Linked DNA regions of Mus musculus: regions 1 and 2 are each linked to region 3. A link is a loop called in an ENCODE intact Hi-C map of the cell type or tissue named here. Cell type or tissue: heart. All regions are shown on one strand.

Evidence for each region. A loop is a pair of places that touch in the nucleus more often than their neighbours do. Peaks named below come from ENCODE experiments on the same cell type or tissue, not always from the same donor. Only the 100,000 strongest peaks of a DNase experiment are listed, where the experiment ranks them.
Region 1: it touches region 3 in a loop (6-fold over the local background); 31 of 42 quality-filtered maps call a loop at or near these places.
Region 2: it touches region 3 in a loop (2.8-fold over the local background); 23 of 42 quality-filtered maps call a loop at or near these places.

What each region holds. Positions count from the first base shown.
Region 1 is chr7:99,554,834-99,557,333 of GRCm38, forward strand. The region is part of intron 1 of Arrb1 (arrestin, beta 1); the gene reads left to right. Among named protein-coding and RNA genes, the nearest start is that of Mir326, 3.8 kb to the left of the region's middle. In heart, a CTCF peak has its summit at 1,239 (motif pointing left); a DNase peak (open chromatin) is centred at 1,268; H3K27ac peaks cover 802 bases.
Region 2 is chr7:99,797,139-99,799,638 of GRCm38, forward strand. No RefSeq gene overlaps it. Among named protein-coding and RNA genes, the nearest start is that of Neu3, 30 kb to the right of the region's middle. In heart, a CTCF peak has its summit at 1,328 (motif pointing left); a DNase peak (open chromatin) is centred at 973; H3K27me3 peaks cover 928 bases.
Region 3 is chr7:99,498,925-99,501,424 of GRCm38, forward strand. It overlaps Gm39056 (a long non-coding RNA gene), which reads left to right and starts at 1,540. Exons shown (of 4, transcript XR_869821.1): 1 at 1,540-1,626; 2 at 2,315-2,376. In heart, a CTCF peak has its summit at 1,440 (motif pointing right); a DNase peak (open chromatin) is centred at 1,487.

The sequences.
Region 1 (2,500 bases), 56 kb after region 3:
TTCCCCTGTCTCCCTTTCCTCTCTCCACACCTCCTCATTCAACTCTCCTTGCTCTGCTTCAAATTCATGGATACTTTTTCATTAGTTGCTGTTATGTCTATACATATATATATGTTCCTAACTGTGACCTGCTCAGTGTGGTACTGTCTGTATCTTTTTAGGTATGACCATCTGTATTGGATAACCAATTGGTGTGCTCATCCTTGGGGAAGATGGCATCTCCCACTCTCATCCTCCTTAGTTACCTGTGTGTGCAGGGCTGGGCTCTGATGGGATTCCAGGCTCTGCAGCATGGTCGTTGTTGTTCTTATTTGCTTCATGTCTAGTTAGTGAGACCTTATCTTTAAAAAGATGTTCTAGAGGCTGGTTCAGTGACTCTAGAGCACTGACTACTCTTTCAGAGGTCCTGAGTTCAATTCCCAGCAACCATATAGTGGCTCACAAACATCTGTAATAGGATCCGATGCCCTCTTCTAGTATGCCTGAAGACAGCTACAATGTACTCATATTAAATAAATAAATAAATAGATAAATAAATAGATAAATGTTTGAGAGAGAGAGAGAGAGAGAGAGAGAGAGAGAGAGAGAGAGAAAGATGTTCTAGGGTTCAGCCTCAATTACAGAGGTAGGGAGTTTGAAGACCCTATCCAAAAACAGAGGAAGAAGGAGATGGTCTGTGAGGGCCATCTTGTTTGCCTTATACTGGTGGCCTCATGGTAATGGTGATTTTTACAGGCAGGGGTGTGTGTGCACATGTGTGTGTGTGTGTGTGGGGGGGGGTGAGGACTGAACCTAGGGACCTGTGTATACCGGGCAAGTGCCCTAACATTGAACTACAACCTTAGCTCCAGTTTTATACTGTTCAATGCCTCTTTGTTTTCACTGTGACCCTTTGCCGGAGGTCAGGTATGCAGTTTTCCCCTTGAGGCCTGTTGATGCTCACAGAGTTTCAGATTTGGGAGTGTTTAGGCCTTTCAAATTAGAGAGCATCAACCTACTTCCTGCTGTTGGGCTAGGTGGCTCAGAGGAGGTGCAATTTGGCATGGTCCGAGGCTAGATGGCAGGAAGAGGCAGCGGGGATTGAAACCAAGGATGTTTAAGATTGAGAAGTGAAGGCACTGGCAGCAGAGAAACCCTCACTAGCGACTGCTCTGTGCCCATCTATGCTGGTTCTGTTTTCCAGCTCACTGTGCAGCCAGCCCAGCTCTGTAGTCTTGCTCATGGATCTCTAGGGCCATCTGCTGGGGGCCACCTTCCTCTGTGCCGAGGAAAACAACAGGAGAGATGAAAACTCCGGGCACTACTGCAGATTCCTGCCTCGCACATGGGGTGTTTGGCCTCTGGTTTGGGGTCTAGGAAAACCTTGGTTGAGCAAAAGCTGGTCCCCAAGGCTGGGGCTGCAGCCCTCCAATCATGTGACTTGGGGCTATAGTGGAGCTCAGCTTAAGCTGTGCATAGCAGGTCAGCCCCCTTTGGGAGCCTGGGGTGTGGACACAGAGGTGTGTGGAGTGAGGAATGCTGGGAGGACAGCACAGTGGGAAGGCATCTGGTTTCAGAGGCCAGAGGTTTAGTTCAAGTTAAAACCTGGACCCCAGGGACCCCAGTGTTGCCTTCTGGGGATTGGAACAAAATAATCCCTCCTTGTGGGGTCAGGGTGGGAGTTACAGTTAATCTCTAGGGGACCAAATTCTGGTCACAGATGTGTAGATAGGTACTGTGGTACGTCCATACTGTAGAGTGTTATTCAACTGAAAGGCAATGGCATCCTGACTCAGGCTGTAATTGGGTGAATCATCATGAAGGCAGAACGCTAAGAGATAGAAGCTGGGTACTAAAGGACACATATTATATTAGAGAACTTACGAGAAGTATCTAGAACAGGTGCGTCCATGAGAAGGAGAGCCCGCACGAGGGGATGGGGAGGAAAACTTACTGGGTAAGGGTGGGGGCGGGGCTCGCAGTTTTGCATAGCTGCTGCCATGACTTCTTTACTTCACACAGAGGCCAAATTTTAACTGTTAGTCAACTAATTGTGTGTGTTTGTGTATGTGTGCACATGTGTGTGTAGAGGCCAGGGGTGAGTGTTCTGTCTCTTCATCAGTTGCTGTCCACTGTATCTCTTGACAAGGTCAACTCCCTGAACCTGAAGTGCATCGATTTGCCTGAACTCCAGGGACCCTTCTACCTCTGCCTTCCTGGTGCTGGGGTAGAAGAACTCACCTGGCTTTTTTTGGATTAAGTTCTGGATGATCAAATTCATGTTTGTGTGGTGTATGCTTTACCAACTGACCCCTCATCTCCCTGGTTCCTAACTGATTGGTTTCTTAACAGCAATTTGTTGTCCTTCTGGATGGCATTTGATTGATTGCTAGAGCCTTACTGTGTATCCCAGGCTGATCTCAGACTCTCGATCCTTCTGCTTCACCTACCCTCCTAGGATGACAGGCATGTGCCAACTGGATCTGGCTTGGAGTCATCCTTTTACATGTTAATGGCATGC
Region 2 (2,500 bases), 300 kb after region 3:
CAGCCCCCACAACAGAATTCACAGGCCAGCATGCAGCCCAGTGGTTACAGACGAGGTAGGGTTGACCACCTTAAAAACAAGCTGAGCCTTGGGTATCTGGCAAAATAGAAGGGAAACCTAGCTGCCTGCCTCTGAACACATTGGCAATGGGCAGGTGAAGAAGAAGAACTGGACATTGTGCAGAAAAGCCAAGCCCACCAACTCCCAGCTAACCCTGGGTACACCAAATGAACTATCTTATAAAAAACCAGAGGCAGATTCCACATTCCTCTGTGTGTGTGTGTGTGTGTGTGTGTGTGTGTATGCACCGTTATCACCATGGAGACAATAAGGCTAATGAGTGACGCCGCCTCAGGGCAATTTTGAAAGTTCAGGCACTTTGAAAGAACAGACTTCCTAGGGAATCCTCAGGAGTCCTTAGCAGAAATGCCTAACTGTTGGGATATGGAGCCTGAAGAGACCACCTCCAATAGCCAGACAGGTCCCCCAGCAGAGGGATGGGGACACCAACCCACCTACAAACTTTTGATCCAAAATTGGTCTTGTCTAAAAGAAATGCAGGAACAAAGATGGAGAAGAGACTGAAGGAATGGCCCATTTTGAGCCCCATCCCATGGATAGACACCAATCCCTCACACTATTGATGATGCTATGTTGTGCTTGCTGACAGGAATCTAACATAGCAGCCTTCTGTGAGGCTCTACCCAGAAGCTGACTGAGACAGATGCAGATACCCACAAACACTGGACAGAGGTCAAGGACCCCTATGGAAGAGTTAGGGAGAAGACTGGAGGCCCTCAAGGAGATGGCAACCCCATAGGAAGATCAGTAGTGACAACTAACCTGGACCCCTGGGAGCTCCCAGAGACTGAGTCACCAGCCATAGAGCATACACGGGTTGGTCCAAGGCACCCAGCACATATGTCGCAGAGGGCTGCCATGTCTTGCCTTAGTGGGAAAGAATGCATCTAATCCTGAAGAGACTTAATGCACCAGGGTGAAGAGAGGGGAGGGCTGTCCTCTCAGAGACGAAGGGAAGGGGTGGTGGGGGAGCATTTGGGATGTAAATATAAACTAATTAATTACAGAAAGAAAGAAAGAAAGAAAAGAAGGAAGGAAGGAAGGAAGAAAGAAAGAAAGAAAGAAAGAAAGAAAGAAAGAAAGAAAGAAAGAAAGAAAGAAAGAAAGAAAGAAAGAAAGAAAGAAAGAAAGAAAGAAAGAAAACCGGCACTGCTGTGCAGCCACCAAGGATAGACAACACGCTTTAAAATTGGGGTTGCCTGCAGTTTGCAGGGAGTTAGGGAAAGATTGCCACCTTGTGGTTAATTCTGGTAATGCCTCAAACAAACCTATGTAGGGCCTTATAGATGCTACAGATATCAGATTTTTGACTTGCTGGTCCAAAAATAGTCTTACCAATAACGTGTTCTAATTTCTGGAAACAAATTAATATCTAGTCTTTTTAAAAGAGACAAATATCATAAATTTTCTGCTCCAATCCAATCCAGGTGACTTTGGGAGACTTGGGGCTAGGGCCACTTACCACTTACCTGCAACTGCCCTCCTCCCCACACATTCACACAGATGCAAATGCATCCGACAAGTATGAGTCTATGGTGCTCACACCTAGTTCCAGGATGTAATCTGGCCTCTGGCCTCTGGCCCCTGCCACTGGGGAGCTCACCCTAGAAAATATATCACACAAATATAGTGACAACACACTTCAGGGCAAGGTGATGTTGACTGGAGTCCAGGGGGCAAGAAGGGGTCCTGATCCAGGAGCAAGGCAGGTACCCCCACAGATAGGACGTCTACTAAACTAGATCCTGGGAGGAAGGGGTTCTCCTAGCAGAGAAGAGGGGGAAGGGACCATTTGGACAAGAAGAGCCACAGAGAGACAGAAAGGAAGCCTGTTTGGGAACATCTGCCCACATGTGTAGAACAGCTGAGGAAGGTGGGGTAGAAATTAGTCCCTGGATACCAAAATAAAGGCTTTATCCTGGAACTGTGAGGCCTTATCATGCAAAGGCGCTGGCCAAAATGTTGCAAGCCTGACCACCCTCGTGTGAGCCCTGGGAACTTTGTAAGAATGGAAAGAGAGAACTGACTCCACAGGTTTCCTCGACTCTGTACATCTGTGACTTGTACCCACACACATATGTATGCCATGACAATTTAGATAAAAATGTTGAGTGGGCAGGGACAGTGTTATGGCGACCGATGGGGCATTCATGATAAGACACAAGAAGCTCACTGCCTTCGCCTCCTGCCTCTTCCTTGTCCCAAAGTCTGGTGTCCTTAGCGGGTCACTGTAGTTCTCTCAGACACAAAAGAGGGCCCTCTCATGACCTCATGCCCATGGACAGACACAAGGACCCCTATCCCTACCAGAGACAAGAGCAGGACCCAGACAGGGACTGGAGAATAATCTCACCATGGCTCTTTCCTGAATGCTTCACAGAGGCCATCTGAGGTCCTCTCACCAGCCAAGAGGTTAACA
Region 3 (2,500 bases):
GAGTGCTGAGACTAAAGATGTGCGCCATAGTGCCCAGAGAGAACTTTCAACTTTTGTACCCAAGCTACAGACAGCTTTCCCTCATTAAGTTTGAATACATCTGCAAAGACTATAATTTGTAGCATTATTTATCACAATGCTAATGCCTTAAAACAGAGCAGTTAGACACTCTTTTAAATACCCTGTATTCACAGAAATAGGAATGCTATTGGAATTTGATACTGACCATAATCTACTTAAAATATACAGATCCATTTTCCTTAAAGAGCTGCCCATTTTATGTCAGCTCATCTATAGTTCCACGCAGCCCTGGGATATCTTCATGTATTCTTGGAAACTCAGAGGTCCCTGTAGAGTTGATCCATGACCTCTCCCATCTGCTCCCATTGCCCTGGTTGGCTGAGTTCACCCAGGACTGGCAAAATTCCAGAAAGATCCCAAGCAGCTGGGCATTTTCCCAGTCTACTGTCAGATTGAAATGTAGTTCATTTCCACTCCCTTTGTTGACTGACATGATGCTTCTGACATAGAGTCCTAGCATGCAACAAAGAACACCCTCAAATCATGCCTACTCAAGTAACAGTTTCACACATTAGTGGCTACAGTTACCAGGAGTTTGCAATGTACTGGGCCCTGTGCTAAATGTGTGGTAGACATTCTATAATGCTAAGAGCCGTGGATGTAACTCAGTGGTAGAGCACTAACCTGTGAGGATGAAGGCTTGATCTGGCAAAAAGAATGAGGCACACTATATAATTCTCATATACAACCTCCATTATGACTTCGTGGTGAGATCAAGCCTGTTGCCATGCTATGAACATAACACAGTAATAACATAACATTGCCAATAACAGAAAATTACCTTCTAGGACACAAGTTCTAGCTCCATAAATTCAGGCATTTTTTAACATCAAGGGGTGAGTTGCATCTTTCTCAGATGTAAACAATAACTTTCCACCAACAAGTAGCCACAATTAAAAGGTGCATGCAGGGCTGGTGAGATGGCTCAGCGGTTAAGAGCACTGACTGTTCTGTCATGAGTTCAAATCCTAGCTGGTAGCTCACAACCATCTGTAGTGAGAGACCAAAAAAAAGTGTATGCATTTTAATCATGCTAGCAATAAGCAAAAGGACAGTCAATAGGGACCAAGAAATAACCGAGGTTCCTTTTGTAGACTGGATTTTTGTTCTGTTTTGGCTTCAAACTCTTGGTGTAGCAGAGGATGTCTTTGAACGCCTCAGTTTCTTACTTCCACCTCGGACGTGCTGAGATGGCAGGCGGGAAAGACCGTCTCATCTCCACACTCCGAATCCAGCAAAATCAAAGGATTGGAAAGAGTTAGGATCCTTGGTTTGGGACCTCAAAAGTGTTTCAAGAATTAGATACAACCCCACTACTAAGGGTAGCTGTCATTGGAGGGTTGCGTAGAAGAGCAGCCGCTTGGGGGCAGCAGAACACAGGGCAGAAGCCTCAGCGCTGTCCTGAAAGCAGGAGAAAACAGGCTTAAAAGCCTGGCTGAGGCTGTCTCTTTGGAGCCACAGCTGTGAATGCAGAGGAAGGAAGGCCTGGAGCCCGGAGGTGGGAAGTGAGCAAGAACTATCCAATAGGAACACAATGTGAGCAACGTATGTAATTTAGCTTTCCTGCTTTTTCCTTTTTTTTTTTTCCTAAATAAAATGTTGGTTTATTTTCAAGTTTTCTAGTACTCTTTTTATTAGGTCTCAAACCCTGAATAAATGGCTAATTGTGGTGTTCATCAACATATCAAAGCTGGCTGCCAGGTTCTCCCAGCTCCCCTCGATCTCTACCTGTTACAAGGCCCTCTTGGCTAGCACACCCCGCCCCTAACAGAACTTCTCCTGCCCCAGCTCCTCTGGACCCCATAACTCAGATATTTTAGCTATGCCAGTCTCTTGACCAATCTCTTGGACGAGGCTGACCCTCTCAGTCAGCGGCTCCTCCCCTCTCCTCAGGGTCTTGCTCACTCTGGACTCTCCCAGATGTCCTTGCCTCTGCCTCTGCTAGTTCTCCCTTTATCTACAGTAAACATTCTCCTCGACTATACCTAAGAGCAGTCAGGTCTTTCTTATTTCTATTCTCCTTTAAAAAGTCCCTTTCAACAAAAGTAAGAAAAAGAAAAGAATTTTAATATTTTAGTTTAATCCCATATTTCTAAACTGTTATTAATATAAAGTTTTAGTCATCTTGCATTGTTATTAACATTTTTTAGTATTAATACTGAAATCCAACGTGTATTTTGTATTTATAGGATTTTTTGTGTGTATGGGTAGTTAATTTAATCTAATCTATTAGGTGTTTTTGCTGTGGAGAGGGGTCTTGTGAGGATTCCAAGAGTCTCCCCAGAAGATACTGAGGTAAATATAACAACTGGGCATAGTGGTACAAGCCTTCTTATCACAGTACTTGGGAGGCACAGGTGGGTGGATCTCTGGGAGTCTGAGTGATGGGCCAGACTATATTCAACAGAAATGGGAGTGC